Linked DNA regions of Homo sapiens: region 2 is linked to region 1. Evidence: read pairs that join two places in POLR2A ChIA-PET (ENCODE). Cell type or tissue: PC-9. All regions are shown on one strand.

Region 1 (8,000 bases):
TTATTTTTTATTTTTTTTGAGACGGAGTCTCGCTCTGTCGCCCAGGCTGGAGTGCAGTGGTGCGATCTCGGCTCACTGCAAGCTCCGCCTTCCGGGTTCAGGCCATTCTCCTGCCTCAGCCTCCCGAGTAGCTGGGACTACAGGCGCCCGCCACCACGCCCAGCTAATTTTTTGTATTTTTAGTAGGGACGGGGTTTCACCGTGGTCTCGATCTCCTGACCTCGTGATCCGCCCGCCTCGGCCTCCCAAAGTGCTGGGATTACAGGCGTGAGCCACAATGCCTGGCCGTGACACAGGTATTCTAAGGGATGCTGCTGTGCTGATTAGTAACTCTGAACACATTGTTTTTTTCACTATTTTAATAGTATGTTATATATACATATATACACATATATATACGTGTGTGTGTGTGTATATATATATATATATATATATATATATATATATATGTAACAGAGTGATATACAAATATATATATATATATACACACACACACATATATATATGTATATCACTCTGTTACCTAGGCCGGAGTGCAGTGGCACGATCTAGGCTCACTGCAACCTCCGCCTCCTGAGTTCAAGCGATCCTCCTGGGTTCAAGCAGTTCTCCTGCCTCAGCCTCTGGAGTAGCTGGAATTACAGGCGTGCACCACCAAGCCCGGCTAATTTTTGTATTTTTAGTAGAGACGGGGTTTCATCATGTTGGCCAGGCTGGTCTCGAACTCCTGGCCTCAAGTGATTCAGCCACCTGGACCTCTCAAAATGCTGGAATTATAGGAATGAACCAACACGCTCATGGTGTGTTATATTTTTTACTGTTAAGTACTTATGTCTAAATAAACGTGAGAAAATGATTGCTTATCAGTAGCACATAAATGAGCGTCAGGAATGATGTTGCCAAACAAGCACAGATTGTCCCATGGGTGGTTGAGATAGTGACACCTTTGGTTTCTGATCATTCGATTGATAAAAACTTTGTTTCATGCACAAAATTATTAACAGTATTATATAAAATTACCTTCAGGCCATGTGTATAATATGTATATGAAACACACATGATTTTTGAATTTAGACTTGGGTCTTATTCCCGAGATATCTCATTTATGTATATGCAGATATTCCAAAATCTGAAATCCGAAATACTTGTGGTCCCAAGCATTTCGAATAAGAGATGCTCAACCTGTACGTGTGAAATACACATTGGACTTCGAAAACTTAGTGCAAAAAACAGAATGTAAAATACTCATGAACATTTTTTACATGTTGAAATGATATTTTGGACATGAGTTAAGTAAAATATAGCACTAAAATTAATTTTGCCTATTTCTTTTTACTTTTCTTAATGGGCTACTAGAAAATGTTAAATCACACATGTGGCTCACATTGTGGCTTCCATTATGTTTCTATTGGACAGCACTGGTTCTAGACAAGTCCTCACAGTTATCTTATCAGCTGGATGGTATTATCATCCTTCTATTATGGGTGAGGAAATTGAAGCTTAGAGCGCTTAAGTCAATTACCTATGATCATACAGCTGTGGCTTAAGCGCAACTCTGTCTCCAATTCTGAATTCTTACCCATTGCTCTAGGCTGTCTCCCCATAGTCCAGAAATGTAACCCAAGTGATAGAAAAATGGTTAGGATCATTAGCTGTGGCAAAAGGCTGTTTTCATATCTTCATTGTAGAGCACAGGAAAAATGGTCTATGAAGTTCTGTAAAGTAGAATTTAGGGTGCAGTTGGAGGAAATTGCCTATGAGAAAGTTTCTTAAATACTAACTCCTGTTTGTAATGGTTCGGGGCTCACCCACTGAGGATCGAAGGTAGAAGGAACTATTTCAGAGCTTGCTTTCATTTCTACGATTCTATCACAATTGACATTAGATTCACAGGTCAGCCTCTGCTGTAACATTCAGATTGAGATGGAGTAGACTGAGATGAATGAGTGCTTCATTTTCATCCCTTTTCCCTGTAAAGTGGAGGGTTTTAATTTCATCCCATTTCATTCGAATTTGTGAAAACCTCAATAGGACATTCTTCACAGCAATCCTGCCCTCTTCTAAGTTTCAGTGGAGAGGAGAGACAAAACTGTCAAGGAGAGAAACCATTCTCTGAAATATTAAGCCATTCTCTAAAATATTAAACCATTCTCTAAAATATATATTTTAACTTGGTAAAATCTTCTTTTTCCTAAGGGCATCAGTGTTCTTCGCTCACAAGTAACTCTCGTGTGTATATCATTAATGCTAACGATTACTAGTTGTTAAATGCTATGACAATTTTATTTGCATTTTACATATATTATACTTGTATATAACATGTATCACGGGTATAATTTACTTTTTAAACTTCAAATACCGAAGAGGATGCCCAGTTTAGAACAGTAGCTCCTTGGGCTATTTTTCCAAGTTGGGAAGGCAGGGGGAGGATTGGAATAATTGCAAATTAAGCTTTGCCACAGGGCCTCGTTCCCAAATGTTTAAACCCTCTCATATTATTAGGGGCTAAAAATGTTGCTAAGAGCTTTTAAACAGAAAAATAGACTTACTTGCTTTGTTTTTGTTTTTGTTTTTTCTTGAGACAGGGTCTCACTCTGTCACTGAGGCTGGAGTGCAGTGGCAAGATCTAAGCTCACTGCAACCTCTGCTCCTTGGGCTCAAGCAACCCTCCCAACTCAGCTTCCTGAGTAGCTGGGACTACAGGCACACACCACCATGCCTAGCTAATTTTTGTATCTTTTTTGGTAGAGATGTGGTCTCACTATGTTAGCCAGGCTGGTCTCAAAACCTTGATCTCAAGCAATCTGCCTGCCTTGGCCTCCCAAAGTACTAGGATTACAGGTGTGTGCTGCCACACCCGGCCACTTATTTGTTTTTTATTTCTTCCCCCAGACTACAACTTTATAGCTTACCAAGAAACATGGCAACTGGACTCCTATAAGATTAATGCAAGCCAAAAATCAAGCCCTAAGAAGCTAAAACGTTTCTAGACATATATGTGCCATTTTTTTTGTTGTTTGTTTCTATTTTATTTTTTATTCAGGATCAGATTTTTAGTGCCCCTTCATTAGGTTCACTTTGGCTTAAATAGCTACATGGAAAATACATTCCAGCATTTGTTTTTTGTTTAGTCACTCTTCCATAAAATTCCTTAGCGGTTTCAAATGTCATTCAGATGAGATGACAATGAATCATAGAAGGAAGACAGAGAGAGAATGGTATTGGGAAAGGGATAGGGAGCTGGGAATCAGATGACCTGAATTCTAGTTCTGTTGCAAGAACAAATTGGCAACAAGGCCCTGGAGAATTCAAGTCCACAAACCTTTCTTGGAAACCTACTATGTTCAAGGCATTGAAATAAGTGCTGTAGGAGCAACAACGATGAACAAGACACGGATCCTCAAGGAGCTTATCACCTGGCAGGAAGGAAAGTATATTCACAAAATGATAGTATAATGTGGTACAGAATGTGTGAGTAGTGGAATAGAACTTATGGGGCACAGAAGAAAAAAAACATCATTCCAGCCAGGGAGAGTGGGGATGGCTTCATGAAGAAAGTGATATTTGGGATCCCGGAAGTGTGGGTAGGATTTCTGGGTGGGGCTTTGAGGGAAGGGTGTTTTCGTTGTTGTTGTTTTCTTTTGCTTTTTTGAGACAGAGTTTCACTCTTGTTGCCCAGGCTGGAGTGTAATGGCGCGATCTCTGCTCACTGCAACCTCTGCCTCCCAGGTTCAAGCGATTTTCCTGCCTCAGCCTCCTGAGTAGCTGGGATTACAGGCACGCGATACCATGCCTGGCTAATTTTTTGTATTTTTAATAGAAACAGAATTTCACCATGTTGGCCAGGCTGGTCTCGAACTCCTGACCTTGTGATCTGCCCGCCTCGGCCTTCCAAAGTGCTAGGATTACAGGCGTGAGCCACCACGCCCGGCCCAAGGGAAGAGTGTTTTACACAGAAGGTGTAGGGAAGTGGAGACGATGTAAGCAAAAATGTACAGTAATAAAGTACAGAGCTGGTTCAAGGAACTTGTTAGGAAGGCACAGTTAATTCTGAATAAAACAATGGGAGATAAGTTTTGAGCACTAGATTAAGATCAAATTGTGGTAGGGCTTGAATTCCAGTCTGAAGAATTTAGACCTTTTGAGTGGTGAAGAGCAGGGAGACAAATAAGATAACACGAGTGATCAGCTTTGCTAGGAAGATTGTTCTAGCGGCACCGGGTGGTACGAGGGTGAGCAGAAAGGTAGAAGGCCGGGAGATGAGTTAGAAAACGGTTATGGGGCTAGGCACGGTAGCTCATGCCTGTAATCCCAGCACTTTGGGAGGCCAAGGCAGTCAGATCGCTTGAGCCCAGGAATTCGAGACTAGCCGGGGCAACATGGCGAAACCCCATCTCTACAAAAAATACAAATGTTAGCTGAGAGTGGCAGTGTGCACCTGTGGTTCCGGCTGTGCAGGAGGCTGAGATGGGAGGACTGCTTGAACCTGGGAGGTCGAGGCTGCAATGAGCTGTGATCATGCCCATGCACTCCAGCCTGGGAGACTCTGTTTCAAAAAAAAAAGAAAATGATTATGGTAGGCTTTTGGCGGTAGGAATGGACAGAGAAGGCAAATGCAAGAGACATTCCAGAGGGAGTATTGACAGAGCTTGGCGACAATTGGTTTTGGGATGTAAAAGATTACTATGGTTTTGAGCATTGGTGAGTCAGAGGATGGAGATGCTGAGACTGTAGGAGGTTTGCCGGGAAAGATGCTGAGTTTGATTTCGAGCACATTTAGCCCATTCCGAACACACTGGCTAACGTAATCATATAAAACACAGGCCAATTCCCAAATCCCCTCTGCTCAAAACCCTTCAATGCCTTCTCATCTTACTCAGAGTAAAAGAAACATCCTTACAATGGCTGATAAAGCCTTCAATGGCCTGGCTGCCCACATTGCCTCTGAGCTCATCTCCTTCCTTACCCGCTTCTCGCTGGGCACTGCCACCCTGGCCTTCTTGCTGTTCCCCAAACATTGCCCGACATGGGTCTGTCTTAGGGCCTTTCTTAGTGTTTTCTCTGCCTGAAACCCTCTTTCCTCGGGCAGTTCTTACACCTTAATCCCTCACTTCTTTTGGCTCTTATTCAAATATGTTTTGTTTTGTTTTTGAGACAGAGTTTCGCTCTTGTTGCCCAGGCTGGAGTGCAGTGGCACGATCTCGGCTCACTGCAACCTCCGTCTCCTGGGTTCAAGTGACTCTCCTGCCTCAGCCTCCCCAATAGCTGGGATTACAGGTGCCCACCACCATGCTGGGCTACTTTTTGTATTTTTAGTAGAGACAGGATGGGATTTTACCATGTTGGCCAGGCTGATCTCAAACTCTTGACCTCAGGTGATCTGCCTGCCATGGCCTCCCAAAATGCTGGGATTACAGGTGTGAGCCACTGCGTCCGGCCTAAGTATCATCTTTTTAGAAAGGCCTTTCCTGATCATCCTGTACAGAACAGCAACACTTCCCCCGCCACATCCCCTCTCTCCAGTTTCCTCTTCCCCATTGTACTGATCAGCATCTGACATACTATTTGTTTACTTGCTTATATCACAACCTGGAAACTGAAGCTGTAAAAAAAAAAAATTAATGAAATGATCCACTGTTTTCAAGGGTATGATGAGGTTTGCTACCTCATGAGTACACCATTACACCATTCTTGGGACTGGGCATTGTTATAATCCCTTTGAAAAGCAATTTGGCAGTAAGTATAAAGAGTCATAAAATGTCCATCTCCTGCAACGTTTTATGTTTTGAAAATTCTGAAAGTCAATTCTAAGAAGATAATCTAAAATGTGGAAAAGAAGGCCAGGTATGGTGGCTTATGCCTGTAATCCCAGCACTTTGGGAGGCTGAGGCAGGAGGATTGCCTGAGCCTAGGAGTTCAAGACCAGCCTAGGGCAACATGGTGAGACTCTGTCTCTATAAAATATAAAAAATTAACCAGGTATGATGGCACATATCTGTGGTCGCAGCTACTCAGGAGGCTGAGGTGAGAGGATCACCTGAGCCTGGGAGGTTGAGGCTGCAGTGAGCTGTTATGGGACCACTGCACTCCAGCCTGGGCAACAGAGCAAGACTCTGTCTCAAAAAAAAAAAAAAATAATGTGGAAAAGAAAACACACAGAAAAATGTATACTAATGTGATATTTATGATATCAAGAAATTGGAAAGATTCTAAACATCTAACAATATACAGAGATAGTTAAATTAAGTAAATTACTGTTCATTTACTTAATGATATATTATTCACTTGTTAAAAGGATAGTTATGAAAGGCTGGTTAGCAACAAGGAAAATGCTATGAGACAATGTTATACTTAAAATAACAGGATCCACAACTGTATACAGTGTGATTTCACGTATCTTTAAATATACACCTGAAAAAGGACTAGGAGGAAATTAACCCAAATGCTGATATTAAATGAATTAGGCTAATGGAATTATTGGTGACTTATTTTTCCTAAATCTTTTCAGTTTTCTGTATTTAGGTTATATCCTTTCTGTAATGTGCTATTTAATTTTTTATAATAATCATTTTTTAAAATACTCAAAAGAAACTGCTGTTACAACTAACTCACCACCATCTAGATGGCATTGTTGGGTATCAGTGGTAAGTGTGAGTCTCCAGGCTGTGGCTTCTACTTTTAGTTCTGAGGATCCTGACATCAATGGCTGGCCCTACAGCTCATTAGCCTCCCATGCCTCATTCCTCCGCTTTCTCACTCCTGACTCCTTCCTCTTTGCCACTCTTCCTGTATAATTTTAGGCTGTGTCTGCCTGATTATGAAGGACACAATTATGAAACAATAAAGGCTTTAAAAAAAAGCCACACAACTTGCCCCCATGCACCTTGACAATCTTTATGCATGGATTGAGGCTAAGCCACCATATTAATGTCCCCCTCTATTTTTCTCATCCTAGCTACCCCTGTCCCCACTGGTAGACATTAAGGATTCCCACTTTGCTGTTCTCTGTAGCGCTTACCACCACCTGACATATTATGTATTTACTTATTTATTATAATATCATGGCTGAGAAACTGAAGTGACTTAAAAAGGAAAAGAATTAATTCAATGTCTACCTACTAAGTGCCAGTTAAGCCTTTATGTATATTTTCTTTATGTATATTTTCTTTATGTATATTACCTCATTTTACCCTTGCAAGCCAGCAAAATAAGTATTACGTTTTAGTGATAAGAAAACTGAGGCTTAGAAAGGTTAAATAATTTGTCCAAGTTCACTTATGTAGGAAGTTACCAAATTGAAATTTAAATCGTTGTTTTCTTTTTTTTTTTTTTTTGAGATAGCATCTAGCTCTTCCACCTAGGCTGGAGGGCAGTGGTGCAATCTTGGCTCACCGCAACCTCCACCTCCTGGGTTCAAGCAATTCGTGTGCCTTAACCTCCCCAGTAGCTGGGATTACAGGCACCCACCACCACGCCTGGCTAATATTTGTATTTTTAGTAAGACGGGTTTCACCCTATTGGCCAGGCTGGTCTCCAACTCATGACCTCAGTGATCTGCCCTCCTTGGCCTCCCAAAGTGCTGGGATTACAGGTGTGAGCCACCTCGCCCGGCCAGCCACCGTGTCTGGCTGAAACCCTCATTTTCTCATCTAAAGTCCTATGTCCTTAGCCAATACACTAACAAACACACATCAATTATTAAGATAGCCTAAGTTAACTTATTATATAGGCATTGCCTAAGTGAACAATTGAATAACAGAATAATTCAATCTGAAACTCGTAATCAATTGATGCCCCAAATATCGTTGTATCTGAGTTAACCAGCTCATTGCTTCAGATTTTTTCTGCAATGTCTACAGTGTCTCGATAACTATTTGAGACCACAAAATTAACAGTTTGACTGTTAATTTTAACTACTTTGATTATCTGCAGTATTCTAAGTATTTATTTAGTAACTAAAACTAATTTTATCTGCTTTGATTAATGGCCTCTTTTGAAGG
Region 2 (8,000 bases), 190 kb after region 1:
AACCTTTGCAACAATTATAAGGTATGAAACATTTTACAACTTAAAAATGTTGAGGATGTGCATAGATTTTCAAAATTAATTTAGAGGGTACTTGAGCAGAAAAGCTTGTGCACCATTAACTGACAGCAGTTTGCACTTTCGAATTACTTGTGAATCTTTTAAAAATGCTGATGCTCCTAGGTTATAAAATAATCTATTATTTTGGGCCTAGGCCCAAAGTACTAGACTATGATGAAGATCCCACAAAAGTGATTGTTTTTCTATAATTACATATACACATATATTTATTCTGTAGTTACATGCATAGATAGAAAAAAGACTTGGAATCTAAAACAAAAGCAAAAAGATAAGGAAAATATTAATGAAAAATTGAAATGGAGGCTAGCCTTGATCCAGAAGGTCCACCTTCTCACCTTCAGGACACATGGCTTAATGAGCAGATGATGCTCTTTGACTGGGATACAGGACTTGATGGGTGGGACACAGGCTGAATTTCAGCTTTCACTCTTCAGTGGGATCTTCTAGTGCATGGTGCAACCTGCATAATTATATATAGCAGCCCTGCACCTTCTACATAATAATAGGCCTAGAAAGAGATTAGAAACAAAATAGAAACGAAAGGAAAAAATAGAGGAAAATTTATCTGAGCTAAAGAAAGGCTCAGTTGAAGTCATTAGTTTGAACAGCCTTGCTGATTGTCAAGAGAGTAAGTGCAAAAGTATCCATAATTAGTCTGCATTCAGATGCAGGAACCTGGTGCTAGAGAAGCTGCTCAGGCACAGGAACTGGGCATTGAAGCTGTATATGCTGCTGGAGCCTGATGCTGGAGAAACCTGTATGGCAGGAATGAAGAGCTAGAGAAGCTGTGTATGCTGCAAGAGCATGCACGGCAAGCATACCTGAACCAAGAAGCCAAACAAAAACAAAAAAAACCCAAAGACAAAAAACCCTTACTTGCTGCGATGACTCCTGCCCCCTCTTACTGACACAGCTTAACATTGCACCAGCTGGTAAAGGAAAAATAAAGGGCCCAAATCCATTTTCAAAGAGGAGACAAAAAGAGTGAATTTAGAGGTGAGAGTCAATAAATCCATAATTGGCTCGTTTACTTTTACCTTTTGATGTGATTTTAAAATCTGTTTTCTCAGCATTTCATTTATACTTAAACTGGTTAAATCTAGTATCTGAAGTTTTCTTTTGGTTAATCTGATGCCTATTATTGTTTCAAGTGGATTAATATTACTAGTAAGCTTTTGTGTTTCTATTTTCCATTCATACAGTGCAATAACATTTTTTAAATTGCAAAAATGGATACCGAATTATAAAGACAGTAGTGCTTTTGAAACAAATGTTGGCTGGCATGTGAGGTAATCATAGTATAGTAACAAACTAATGGTTTGTGACCTGATGAACATTCTGTATTTAACAAAGGAAAGGCTGAGAGCTCTAAGATACATAAGTGTGAGTTGTCTGACAGTTGAGTGAGGAGAGTTATTACCTGTAATAAACTTGATTTCAGTTATATCACTAAACTGCTCATGTTCCATATATTATTTTAAACAGAAAAGCACTCCAAAGTTGTATTCTGTGCTACAGCTATCTATATTGTGATTTGCCATATGACATATCTCTTATTAATATATGAAGAGAGCATTAAAACAGCCTTGCCTATTTATCAGATATGTTCTAGGTGTTAATTTATTTGTGAATTTTATGCGAACAGATATATATATGGAAATGAGTTTTTGAAAGTCCAGCATACAACTACAGCCATTAATCAAGGACACATGTAGAAAATAATTCATATATATGCAGAGATGTTGGGAGAAGTTTTATTCCAAAGCTAACACAAAACAAGGTACACAAGTTTTTATAGAGGATATTATCCATTGCGGTAATATTTGATGTATAATACTTCTGAATTTTTTAATAGTTTTAAGAGTTAACTATAGTCGTTGGGTTTTTTTTTTTTAAAGACAGGGTCCCACAAATGTAATTTAAAAATATTTGTAGATCCTCTGGAGTATCTCTGAGGAAGAGAGTTTGAAAAATGCTTTACCATGGGACTTAGGGCATTGGTCAAAGATACCTATTATGGGTATGAGAGGAGAGTTCTTATTAAGTAAGCAGATTTGGATTAGTTAATATTGGTTTGACCTGTCATCCTTAGTACAGTTTAAATTATTGTATTATACTGTGGCAAAAGCTGGATCTGATGCAAAGGAAAACATGAAAGAATTGAGACAGTATGGTATAGAGAGAACACTGACCTAGGACTGGGACTTGAGTTCTAATCCCAGTTCTACCACCGATTAATTGGTAGTTTTAGATCGGTCATTTAATTTCTCTAGCCTTTTATTTTTTTCTCATACAAAATGAGGGATTTAGATTCTGAAGGTATTTTTTTGATGCAAAATAGCAAACAGTTGATATTACAGAGTAATTTTTTAAAGACATGCACCCTCCCCCACATCCACATGTTATAGTTCATATTAAGCTACATTGTTGCCCAACAAAGATATTTTAAGAACTTGATATAATTAGATGATAATGATTATTTTAGTAAAATTAATTACATATAAATGAAGCCTTTGAGAGTGCTTAGAAGCAGTTTGATCTCTTAAATCTATCTTTTTTTTTTTTGAGACAGAGTCTTGCTCTGTTGCCCAGGCTGGAGTACAGTGGCACGATCTCGGCTCACTGCAACCTCTACCTCCCAGGTTCAAGCAGTCCTCTTGCCTCAGCCTCCTGAGTAGCTGGGACTACAGGTGCGTGCCACCACGCCCAGCTAATTTTTTGTATTTTTAGTAGAGACGGGGTTTCACCATGTTGACCAGGATGGTCTCTATCTGTTGACCTTGTGATCCACCTGCCTCAGCCTCCCAAAGTGCTGGGATTTAGGCATGAGCCGCCGCACCCGGCCTTAAATCTTTCTAATCCCTCTGTGAATATATTGTTATATTGTCTGAGGTTTGAAGAATGTGTGTACTAAGCAGTAAATCATTGCCAGATCATGTCCAAATTTAATGATCTTTGCATTAGGTAGAAAAGGGATAGTTCTTTGTTTTGAAATATATTCTGAAGGGTCATTTAATTTCTGAAAAGATTGATAATTCAAGCCTTCTGAGATATTCAGCAATTGAGGACTATTTTTATATGAGTGTCTCAGCAGATAGATTTTTTTGTTTTGGGGAGACACCAAATCATGTTAGCGAGCTTTTTAGTTTCATTTTTGTCTAGTGAGAATTTCCTATTTTATCAAACTTCTGTATAGGAATGTTTGTTTTATTTTGTTGCCATTCTTTTTTCCTAGTGGTCGCTCCATTCATTCTTGTGGAGTATGTTGTAGGTATGTGTTCCCAAAGTGTTTTGAATCCTTAGAGATAATTACTACATGCTTATTTTCAGTTGCTTGGTAGTGATAAGTTGACTTGAGTTTTGCTTTGAGTGATGGTAACTAACGATACTACAATGGTCTGCTATTTGCTAGGCCATTGACATTCTGTAATTTTCAACCTGTATTTGTACCCACCTCTCTTTCTTCTGGTATATTTTAAAGTAAATATAAGTTATGTTATTTTATTTCTAAATACTTCAGTATACATGAAGAAGAGGACATTTTATTAGTTATTTTTTATTTCATTTTATTTAAAATCTTTTTTTTTTTTTTGGTAGAGTTGGGGTCTCGCTATGTTGCCCAAGCTAGTCTCAAACTCCTGGGCTCAAGCACTCCTTCACCTCAGCCTCCCAGAGTTCTGGAATTACAGGCATGAGCCGCTGCACCTGGCCTTCGTTATCTATTAATCCATAACAAATTGCTACAAACTTAGCAGCTTAAAACAATACACAATTTATTTTCTCAATGAGGGTCCAGTGTTTAGACATAGATTTGAGAGGTCTTCTGCTCCAGGTCTCTAAGGCTACAGTCAAGATGTTGGCTGGGGCTGTGGTTTCACCTAAAGGCTTGAGTGGGGAAAGATCTGCCTCTAAGCTTATTTGATTGTTGGCAGGATTCAGTTTCTTGCAAGTTGTTGCCCAGAGGTTGTCCTCAGTTTATTGCCACGTGGGCATCTCTAATGTGGTGTTTTGCTTCATCAATGCCAACAAGGGAAAGTCTGCTAGTGAAGTGGAAGTCACAGTTTTATGTAGCCTAGGCCCTGAAATGATGTCCCATCACCTTTGCCATATTCTCTTCATTAAAAACAAGTCACTAGGCCAACCTACACTCAATGAGATGAAATTACAATGAGATGGAATTACTCAATGGTGTGAATTCTCAGTGGTGGGGATCATTTGAGGCCATCTTTGAACTGCCCTGCCAGAGACATTTTCTTTTATGGCCACAATGTCATTATTTTACTTAACAGATTTAGCAGTAATTCTTTAATTACAATTAATACCTAGTCCATATTTAATTTTCAGTTTTCTAAAAAATGTCTTTTTATAGTGTGTTCGAATCAGGATCCAAACGCTTATTGCATTTGTTGTTATGTCCCTTTTACAATTCTTTTTATCAAGAGTTCTTCCATTAGCCAGGTGTGGTGGTGTGCACCTGTAGTCCCAACTACTTTGGAGGCTGAGGCAAGAGGATTGCTTGAGTCCAGGAGGTCGAGGCTGCAGTGAGCTATGATTGTGCCACCGCACTCCAGCCTGGGCAACAGAGCAAGACCCTGTCTCTTTTAAAAAAACAAAAAGAAGAAGAAGAGTCTTCCCATCCTCTTGCTGTTTTCTTTTTATCCATTGATTTGTTGAAGAAATCAGGTCATTTGTCCTGAAGAAGCTCCCCTATTCTAGATATGTTCAGTTGTTTCTATGGTGGCATTTGACTAATTCCTCTATTTGTCATGCTTTATATATACTGGGAGTTAAACAGAAAGCCTTATTTAGATTTTGGATCAGATTTTTTTTGAGACAGGGTCTTGCTCTGTTGCCCAGGCTGGAGTGCAGTGGCACAATCATGGCTCACTGTAGCCTTGAACCTCCTGGGCTCAAGTGGTCCTCCCACCTCAGCCTCCCAAGTAACTGGAACTACAGGTGTGTGCCACCATGCCTGGCTCATTTTTAAATTTTTTTTTTAGAGTCAAGGTCTCATTGTGTTGCCTAGGCTGGTCTTAAACTCCTGGCCTCAAGCAATCCTCCCACATTGGCCTCCATCAGTTTTTTAGAAAGACCACTCCCTAGGTGGTGCCATATACTTTGTATTTTATCACTTCAGGAGGCACAAAATGTGGTGGTGACAACTTTTTTGTAAAGCCATCCACTTTTCATTAATAGTGTTAATATCCAAAGATAACTCATTGTTAGAATAAACTATTTCAGTAGAAGTATCAAAATTGGATTTCTCTCATCTTACCATTCCTTTCACATTTACTAGCTGTAATTTTCCTGGATAAAATTTTCCCTTGTCTATTTGAGCTTTTTGGTTACTCTGAAATACAGTTCTACTGGAAAAGCAAGACAAATGCTTAATTCTTTCCTTTTAATCACTAGTTTTCAGCATAGTGAGTTGTTATATACCTCCAGGTGTCTAATTAATTTTTTCTTTTTTAAAAACGAAAAGCATTTATGAACATTAGTCTCTTTATTCATTGTGTTTTAAATGACTTCAGTAGTCATTATTTGTGATGCCAGATGGTTCCATCTTAGGCCAGTGGGAGTCCCTTCAGGCTCTCTCCTGTGTTCCTTTGACATGACCCCATTCTTTATTTTCTTGCTTTTTGGCATAGGAAAATGACTTTATATAACATGCTTTAGTCGAAGAATGATGTTCAGAGTGCATAATTGGAAAATGGAGATACTTAATGTTACCAGATTGTCATTTCTTTTAGATCCTTCTAGGTGATAGAGCTAGGAAATAAATTTTTTTAAGAGAAAAAATATCTTGAATTTATACTGCTATTTCCAGTTCAAATTTGATTTGTGAGGTTGTAACTTCTTTCATTTTACACTTTTTTTTTTAAGTTGAAAATGTTTCCCAGTATTAACATTAATATAATTGCTTTGGGCCCTATCTATGTGTGTGTGGTGCACATAAATATGTTTAAAACATAAATTTAAAGTAATATCAGTGTTATTACTGGGTGAAGTTTAACATTTCTTTGTAGATTCTTTTTGCCGTTAGACTGTTTTCTACTGAAGATAGTAAAAATGCTGTGTCCTAAGGTCAGTTGGAATAATTCTTTTTATTATTTTCTGTGGGTTATGTCACCAACTTGATACACAGGTTCATTTGTTTTAGTTTATTTTCAGCTTTTAGTGATTCCTGTTTTTGTTTCTGCATGTAAAACATTTGCATGGTTTCAGATTTTAAACTATGCAGCTTCCACCTCTGTCCCTTCAACACTTTTTATTCCCTTTACAATGGGCTAGTTCTTCCGCTGCAAATACAAACATCTACATGTGTATCCATTCATTTAGATGTGCCACAATTTGTTGAACCATTCAGCAGTTGATGAACATCTAGATTGTTTCCATTTTGGGGTTATTAGAAATGAAGCTACTATAAACATTGGAGTACAGGTTTTTGTTTGAACATAGGTTTTTGTTTCCCTAGGAAAAATGCCGAAGAGTCCAATTGCTGGATTGTAGTGGTTAGTTTTGTAAGAAACCTTCATACCCTTTTCTAAAATGGGTTACCATTTTACATTCCCATCAACAATGTATGAGGGATCCAGTTTCTCTGAATCCTTGTGAGCATTTGGTGTCATCACTGTTTTATCTTTTAGCTATTATGATAGGCATATAGTGATATCTGATTTTTTTTTATTCCTCTAATGGCTAGTAATGTTGCACATCTCGTGTTTATTTGCTATCTGTATAACTGCTTACTGGAATGTATTCATGTCTTACCTATTTTCTGATTGGATTGTTTGCCTTTTACCTGATGGATGTCAAGAGTACTTTGTATGTTTTAGGTGTATGTTTTAGGTGTGTGTTTAGGTGTATGTTTTAGGTCTTTTGTTGCGTATGTAGTTCGGAAATACGTTCTCCCAGTCTTTAGCTTACCTTTTCAACCACTTAAAAGTCTTTCTCAAAATAAAAGTTTTTAATTTTGCTGAAGTCCAGTTTTTCAATTTTTCCTTTTATACATTTTGCTTTTTGTATAAGATCTCCTTGCCTAGTCCTAGACCGTGAAGATTTTGTCTTATGTTTATATTTTTTTAAAGTTTCATAGTTTTATATTTTACATTTTCATTCATGATTCATTAATTTTTTTAATGAAGTATGAGTTTTAGGTCAATTTTTTTTTTTTGGCTTATAGTTGTCCAGTTGCTCTAGCACTGTTTGTTGAAAAGGCTATTCTTCCTTTGTTGAATTGCTTTTGTACCTTTGTAAAAAAAAAAAAAAAAAAAAACCAGTTGGGCATATATGTGTGGGTCTTTTGGGGGCCTTTTATTCTGTCCTAATGATATGTGTCTGTCCATCTGCTAGTATTATACTTTATTGATTATGCAGTTTTATAATGGAGCAAGCTTTAATATTGTATAGAGTGATCGCTCTCATTTTATTCTCATTTAAATAATTATTTTGGCTATTCTAGGTCTTGTGTTTTATGTGTAAATTTCAGAGTAAACTTGTCTATGTCTAAAAGAAATCTTGCTGGGATTTTGATAGGAATTACATTAAATTTGTAGGTCATTTTGGGAGAATTGCCATCATTGCTATGTCGAGTCTTCCAGTCCACGAGCACAATATGTCTTCCATTTATTTAGGTCTTCTTCAATTTCTTTTATCAGCATTTTGTAGTTTTCAGGATACAGAGCATCCTGTACATGTTTTGTTAAAAATATTCTTCCTTCATTTCCTTTAAAGCAACTGTAAATTGTTTTGTGCTTTTAATCTTGGGTTTCACATGTTTAGTGTTAGTATATAGAAATGCATTTGATTGTTGATCTTATATCCTGCAACGTTGCTGAACTCATTAGTCCTAGGATTTTTTTTTGTGGGGGGGGGCGTAAATCTTGTGGGATTTTTCACGTAGGCAAATTATGTCATCTGAA

The links. Peaks named below come from ENCODE experiments on the same cell type or tissue, not always from the same donor. Only the 100,000 strongest peaks of a DNase experiment are listed, where the experiment ranks them.
Region 2: POLR2A ChIA-PET joins it to region 1 with 7 read pairs; 2 of 35 experiments call an interaction of 5 or more read pairs at or near these places.

The regions. Positions count from the first base shown.
Region 1 is chr7:131,161,552-131,169,551 of GRCh38, forward strand. It overlaps a transcript of MKLN1 not described here. Among named protein-coding and RNA genes, the nearest start is that of LINC-PINT, 56 kb to the left of the region's middle. RefSeq lists an enhancer at 2,298-3,497. In PC-9, no CTCF peak of the experiment used is centred here; DNase peaks (open chromatin) are centred at 3,210 and 4,679; H3K4me3 peaks cover 1,753 bases; H3K27ac peaks cover 4,500 bases.
Region 2 is chr7:131,346,571-131,354,570 of GRCh38, forward strand. The region is part of intron 1 of MKLN1 (muskelin 1); the gene reads left to right. Among named protein-coding and RNA genes, the nearest start is that of MKLN1, 23 kb to the left of the region's middle. In PC-9, no CTCF peak of the experiment used is centred here; a DNase peak (open chromatin) is centred at 851; H3K27ac peaks cover 1,356 bases.